2 separate regions of the Mus musculus genome follow, and region 1 is linked to region 2. The links are chromatin contacts, found by Hi-C or POLR2A ChIA-PET in ENCODE. All regions are on one chromosome and are shown on one strand. The core of a region is the stretch at or near the end of the contact, and the rest is flanking DNA. Distances in the headings are between cores, read along the strand shown. Region 1 holds the start of Ccl22 (chemokine (C-C motif) ligand 22). Region 2 has its middle 2.8 kb from the start of n-TLcag4.

Region 1 (3,636 bases), core at 424-2,923, 39 kb after region 2:
TTTTCTTTTTTTAAATATTATTTACTTATTTATACGAGTACACTGTAGCTGTCTTCAGACACACACCAGAAGAGGGCATCAGATCCCATTACAGATGGTTGTGAGCTACCATATGGTTGCTGGGAATTGAACTCAGGAAGAGCAAGCAGTCATTGCTCTTAATGGCTGAGCCATCTCTCTAGGCCATATTTAATATTTCAAACCATTTTAAGTGTACAGTGTGCTCAGCAGCATTAGGCTTGTTCAAATGTTTGTGCGACCATGGCTGTCATCCCTGCCCGAATGTTCTATTTTGCCTAATGTGTATTAAGACTTTTCCTGAGGAAACACAACACACACATCTACTCACTCCAGATAGAGAGGCCATAGATAGACCAAAGTATGGATAATACTAAGGTCCAACTTGGTGAACCATGTGTTTTATTGGGGTTACTTACAGGAATATGGGTGTGTGTGGGGGGGGTTATTTACAGGAACAAAAATGAAGTCTCTAAGACAGCTGCATCACCAAAGCCCACCGCATCATGGGGTGACAGCTCACAAAGCTGGGAACCTGGAGCACACAGTCAGCCAGCAGGCAACTCAACAGGTTGAATACTAAGAAAGATGAGGGATTAGCTCCCCTGTGCTTATGAGAGGAGCTTAGGAGAAAGTCTCTTCCTGGGCCATGTTCCAGGTTACTTGGAGAGTGTGAATTCCTGAGTAGGTAGGCTTACCAAAGAAGTGACATTTCAAACAGTCTCGATGTACGAGTAGGAGTTTCTGCAATAAAGAAGCAGAAAGTGGAAATATAGTCAGGGTCAGGCCATAGATCTCTTTGGGGAACCGTAAAGCAGTGTGGCGTGATCCCTCTGACTGTGGTGAATAGTTTTGGAAAAGAGGCCCTGAAGGCCCTAGTCAGGAGCCTGGGTTTCATCCTCCGGTGAATGGGGAGCCCAGCATGGCTTTAAAGTAGGAGAGGGCCACGTGGAGCTTTGAGTTTGCACACTCACTCTGGCTCGCAGCATGGGGAGGCAAATCTACTGGCGTCCACGAAGGAAGTGGAGCTGGACTGATCTGCAGACGGGGCTGTATCAGTGGGGAGAGTCAGTGGAATGGCAAGAGGAGGGGATGACGTGGGTAAGGGAAGACTGAGAGGGTACAGGCTCTGGGCATGCGCAGGAGCAGCCCGCTCTGAGCTGGGTGAGGCTGTCTACTGAGAAACCCAACAAGAGTCAGGTTATGGGGCCAAGAGCCTGCCCCAAAGGACTCTGGGCCTCCACCCTTGAAATGAGAACCTGATGCCCGGCCTTGAGGGATTAAGAAAGTCCCCAATCTAGGTACAGTTTGTCCTTATCCATGTGCCAGTGGCCACTGAGGTGGGCAGTGAACCCTTGCCCAGCTTTTCCATCCCTACCAAGGTCCTCTCCATGACCCCTAGTGATATGGCTGAGGTCATAGAACAGACATCCTCGGTAGAGCACCGCTAAGGGGACTTTACAATCCTCCGGAGACCCACAGTTTGGGAGAGTGGCAGTCCCCTCTGAGTAGTTCCCCGCCTTTGGATCCTCCCGCTGGGGGAAGTGGGACTTCTTCTTTCAGGACATGAATGTCAGGCTTGGTAGTGACTAAGAGGTGCCTGAACTAGTGGGTGGAGAGAGCGTTTAAATATCAGACCTTCCTGCCCTCTGGTCATTAGACACCTGACGAGGACACATAACATCATGGCTACCCTGCGTGTCCCACTCCTGGTGGCTCTCGTCCTTCTTGCTGTGGCAATTCAGACCTCTGATGCAGGTGAGGCTGGGGAGTAGGAGGGTGGAGACCAGAGAATCTGGAAAGAGTCCAAGAGTGAGTCTGCCACTGGACTCACTTTGGCTTTGGACTAACTCTGGCACTTCCATGGGCCAGCTCTATTACTTCTCAAAACCCAGATATACACATTTATAAACTGGGTTGCTAGGAAGGCTTGGCTTTTAGGATCTGCCAATTGGTTGGTGGTATCTTGCTGGGGATCTTGCTGCCCAGATAGCTCAAATATAGGGTCCCTGGGAGTGGATAGAGAGCCTGCAAGGTACCAGGCTTGAGTCAGGGAAGGTAGAGCCTCTCTTAAAAGCTGCCCTCCCCCAACACCCAAGGTTTGCTCTGGAGCCTGTGGTGGATACAGGGTCCAGACCCCTCCTTCCCACCATAGTGTCAACACTTCTGCTTTGAGTTGGGCAGGAGAGGGGTCACGGTGAGGGGTGAGGCAACTACAACCAACCAATCAAGTGTCTGGAGAGCCTCCGTGTAGCCAAGCCCCTACGGAACTGGTATTCCTCCACGGGCCTTGGAGATGACAGATGACTAGGGTCAGTCAGGGACAGAGTGGGACTTGAACCAGGTCAGTGTCATGACTGTCACCTGTCTGAGTCTTGATTCTGACTCTGCTACAGTCTCACCATGACCTTGGATGCTCGCCTTCGCTCGGCTTCTCTGATGTAGCCTCACCAAGGCGCTGAGAAGAGGAAGATGCACCTCTAATTCTGTGTTGTATACATGGGGGTAGGTGGGTCTGCCGTAGGGCTGAGCATTCCACAAGATCCTGGGAAGCTGGTGCTATTGTCCACAGACTGACCCAAGGTGAGCATGAGGCTCTTCCTGGCTCAGACAGAGGTGCAGGACCCATTTAGAAGCCTGTTGATATTTAATCTTTCTGAATCCACTTCCTGGAGCTGACTGTCCCCAGAGCGTAGACATTGGACCTTTAGTGGCATCTCAGAGACTCCCCAGGCTAGTGTGCATGAGCCCTAGAAGATATCCATCAGTGTGGAAGAGAATTTTACTCCTATAGGTCAGCCTGTGATCAGGGGTAAGGCTGAAGCTGGCCTCTCTGTGCTCCAGCTAACGTCCCCTGGGTACCCTTCCTCCAGGTCCCTATGGTGCCAATGTGGAAGACAGTATCTGCTGCCAGGACTACATCCGTCACCCTCTGCCATCACGTTTAGTGAAGGAGTTCTTCTGGACCTCAAAATCCTGCCGCAAGCCTGGCGTTGTGTGAGTAGGGAGCTGGGGCTTCAGAACCTTGGAGGAGGGGCCTGACAAGTGTGGCCCGAGGGTAGGCAGGATGTATCGAACTCCAACTCAAGAAGGCTTGGCTGGATGGGATGGCTCAGCCAGGCTTGGGTTTTCTGAATCCCAGAATGATGGTATTATTCCATCGATATTGTTGAACATCTGTGACATGACAGAGCTGAGGATGATGGCTGAATAAATAGGTACCACCCCAGCATGACATGTATCTGTGGGCAGCATAGCCACAGGCTATTGGTGATGGGACGCAATGCTAGTTGTAGGGGTACAAACAGCATTCCTAGAGCCAAACCTGCCAAGACATTCTGGGTCCTCCCAGTGCTCTGGAATTCTTCAAGGTAGCCATTTCAATCAGAGACATACTATTAAGAGCTGATACCCATAGATGGTTGCCCATGTGCCCAGGCTAATTTGAATACTACCCTTGTGATTCATTCAATCTTTAAAGCAATTCTACAAGGAGATTAACCCACGTCGTAGGTGAGACCCAGGCTCAGCAAAGGGAAGAGAACCTAGACTTAGCAAAGGGAAGGGGGATCCAGGCTCAGCAAAGAAAAAGGGACCCAGGTTCAGGAGAGTTTCCTT
Region 2 (3,703 bases), core at 805-3,304:
AGAATGGTTAGAAAATACATTGATGGGAGAGAAAAACAATAAAGAATGGCTAGAGGTTTTACAGACATTGGTACAAAAGGCTTGATAAGGTTTCAGTGAGTTCAAAAGGATATAGGCAAACAAAATCAGTGTTGATGGGGAGAGGAGGAACATTTGATGAGAGACCCAGTAAATGCGAAGGTTCTCAGGCAGAGAGAACTGTGCTCTTGGTAGGAAAGGTGGCATGTCAAAGTCAGCAAGACACTGAGATTAGAGTGAAGGAGGCTTAAGTTTGCATCGTTACACCAGGCTGGGTGTTAGAGAAAGGACTTTAGCTTTACCTTGTCTGTAGTGTATCACCAGAGTGTCTTAAGCGGGATTGGGGCAGGTCCTGGTGGCCCCTTAGAAGGAGCCCTTTAATTGTTCATGGAGAAATAGGTGGGAGTCAGAGAGTCTGGGGAGGTGAGCCAGGCTGGAAGATGGCAGGTCTAGCAAACCGAGAGAGCACAGGCTGTGTTCTAGTTGTAGAGCAGACAGGCCCTACCACCGGACTGTAGAAGATGTCAATAGAGAGAGGCAGGAAGTCACAGAGACCTTGGAGGGGCCAGAGTTCTCATTTCCATTAGGAGACAGGGGCTTCCAGGCAGATGTTGAAGTTGTTCCTTCAATCATAGTTGCTCAAGGTCCTCCTGGGTGTGGGGGGCCCAGCACATTTGGATCACCTCATCTTTAGTAACCCCAGCATTCCTGGGCACAGACCAGACAGAGAAAGGCATGTCTGGAACACAGATTAGCCTGCTGCAGCTGCCGGGACAGAGGGGCCTCGCTGGCCAGGGTCGGCCACTTCCTCTGCCACCCCTGGTACGTGTTTTAGGTGACTGCTTTCTGGCCCAGAGGAGGCTTCTCAGTGCCTCATTCCAACCTGGACTGCCCAAGCCAAAATTACCTTCTTTCCTTAAATCAGAAGCCTGAAGAGCCACACCAGCCACAGGGAGAGCTTCGCCTCTGCCTCCTGGCTTAGGCCATTGCCCAGCTTGGAGGAAAGTCCCGGGGCTGACCCGGAAAGCCCATCAGAGCAGGGGAAGTCCCTGTGTGGCTCTTGACGTACTGAGCTCTGGTCAGTACCTGGTGATTATCCAGCCAAGGGCCCGGAGAGGTGGACTCCTTGCATTTCCATGACACCAGCTTTTGATGCACTGTTGTCCAGAGGAAAGGGTGGCAGGAAACAGAGTTTTAGCAAATGCCACCATGGACGTCACCATCCTAACAGCACCACAATGATATGTATATTTACACTTATTTGACAGATGCAGAGAATGGAGCTTAGAGAGGCAAGTAACTCACTGATAGTCAGGCAGCTAATAAATGGATTTGATTCATCTGCATCAAAGCTCCCTCCTGGGAGGTGGGGTTGGGGCTGGAGAGATGTCTCAGTGGTGAAGAGCGCTTTCTGTTATTCTAGAGTATCTGAATTTGGTACCCAACACCCACATCTGCAGCTCCAGGAGATGCCACACCCTCTTCTGACCTCCAAGGGCCCCAACGTGTGCATATGTATAATTAAGAGAAAAATAAAAAGGCTTCCTCAGGAATGCTGTGGCCTACTGCCAAGCTAGATGTTCTCTTAGGCAGTCTCTTCTCGGTCTTAACTGCTGAGCCATCTCTCCAGCCCCTCCACTTCAGTAATTAACATGGAGATGGCAAAACAGATTTTCTTTAGCGTAACAATACTAGCTTAATTTTTTTTATTTTTACAGAGATCTGATTCTGTAAATTATACTGGTCCCCGAATCACAGCAATTCTCCTGCCTCAGCCCCCAGTTGTGTTGGGATTACATGAAGGAACCACTAGGCCTGACTCCCAAGGGAGAGCCTTGGGTCTTTACCCGCTAAACCCTATGATGCCTCGGCCTCACCCAGGGTCTCTTCCCACTGAGAAGAAACTCTGAAGGATGAGAGCTTGCTGAGTCATGGCCAGGTTGGACCTGGGAGGGCTATTTTTAGAACTGTTTTCATTATTGGAGGCGACTGAAAGAATAGGGAGGTTTTTCCCAGCATGGCTGTCCCAGTGGCCTGGCCAAGCTTTTGTACTCAGGGTCTGCTTTCTTTGGCTGACAGAAGAGGTCAGAAGCCATCAGGCACCAGAGCTAAACCTGTGCCAAGACCCTATTCTGGCATCTCGGTCACTGCATGGAAGCAAGCCGGACACCCCGAGGGACAGGAGGTCTGATAATGAAGTGGACTAGGCAGGCAGAGGTCTTTAAGACAGGAGGCAAGATCTATCCGAGACCTCCAAGGTCACCCTGCCCCTCCTCCCCACTGTGGCCCAGTTTTTTCACTTAGAATCGGGTCACATGGACAGAAATGTTTCCATGTGACCAGAATGGTTTCAAAGCCAGGAGTTTACTTTCAAGTTCTGTGGAATGCTAAATGTGCCCTGAAATCCTTTGATCACCCTCAGAAGAGAGGCTCCCAGAAAGATATGCTCAGGAACAGCGGAGGCTCTTGTTTGCTACTCTGCAAAGCAGGGCCGTGGGGCCATGTGGGCTGGACACCCCTAGGTTCACACCTACCTCTGCTGTTTGCTAGTTCTGTGATCTTAGAGGGAGGTGACTCGGCCTCAGGTTGCCCACCTTCAAGAAGTAGGTTCTATAATCGAATCTGTGGATAAGTAAGGACAAGCTGGACACTGGACAGCCTGGCACACAGAGGATGCTGGCCACAAGTGGGGGGGAGGGTCATCAAAGCATGCAAGGCTGCATTTCTCCACCTGGGGAACACCGTGGGGCAGGTCCTGACTGCCAACCTTGCAAAGAGGTTTCCTATAGTCCCACCAATCCAACCCCAGGCTGTCCTGCCTGCCTCATCAGAGGCAACCCAAAACATGTCTAGCTTCCCTCCCATCTTCTCATTCCCAAACCCTTCCAGCACTTTCCTTCCTTTTCCCTTATCCATCTTCTTCTCTTCCCCAGACAGAAGAATCTCACTATTTAGCCAAGACTGGCTACAATTGCACAACCCTCTTACCTCAGCCTCTCGAGCCTTAGGCACGTACCACCATACTCCCTCTTCTCTGATTTCTCATACACAAAGTCTGTTTGCTCCTCAGGGCCTGTGGAGAGCCATCCTTCCCCAGACCACACAGGACAGGTTCTGAAATCCATCTTTCCCATGCTAGCTCAAATGTGTCTTCATCGCATCCGGGCTAATGTGGTTCCACTCTCTTTGCAGTCACTGTCCAGTCTCCTTGACTCAGATTTAATTTATCTGTTCATTATGTTTCTTTCCCACTAGGCTCAGCTATGGGAAGGCAGGGACCTCACCATGGTCTCTCCATCAGGAAGTGCTGGTCTAGAAGTTTGGTAAGTAAGGACAAATAAGTTTGGGATGAATAAATGGGTGGATGATGGATGGATGGGTTGATGGATGGACAGATGGGTGGGTGGATGGATAGATGGATGGATGGATGGATGGATGAATGGATGGATGGGTTGATGGATGGACAGATGGGTGGGTGGATGGATAGATGGATGGATGGATGGATGGATGGATGGATGAATGGATGGATGGGTTGATGGATGGACAGATGGGTGGGTGGATGGATAGATGGATGGATGGATGGATGGATGGATGGATGAATGGATGGATGGGTTGATGGATGGACAGATGGGTGGGTGGATGGATAGATGGATGGATGAATGAATGGATGGATGGATGATGGATG

What was found. Hi-C counts contacts between places; a loop is a spot of excess contacts on that map. ChIA-PET counts read pairs that join two places held with the same protein, here RNA polymerase II (POLR2A).
Region 1: a map of CH12.LX shows a loop between it and region 2 (3-fold over the local background). The contact joins the promoter of Ccl22 here to the enhancer-like site in region 2. A Hi-C loop is called at or near these places in 5 of 37 maps with a recorded cell type or tissue (CH12.LX, T-helper 2 cell, left cerebral cortex and 1 more). POLR2A ChIA-PET finds 5 or more read pairs at or near these places in 1 of 5 experiments (Patski).

Annotation. Positions count from the first base shown.
Region 1 is chr8:94,744,011-94,747,646 of GRCm38, forward strand. Ccl22 (chemokine (C-C motif) ligand 22) reads left to right here and starts at 1,674. Exons shown (of 3, transcript NM_009137.2): 1 at 1,674-1,776; 2 at 2,892-3,015. The coding sequence starts at 1,704.
Region 2 is chr8:94,705,002-94,708,704 of GRCm38, forward strand. No RefSeq gene overlaps it. Among named protein-coding and RNA genes, the nearest start is that of n-TLcag4, 2.8 kb to the left of the region's middle. Within about 2 kb of position 2,055, at least 1 of the 3 ENCODE cell types and tissues checked has a DNase peak (open chromatin) inside an H3K27ac peak, as active enhancers do.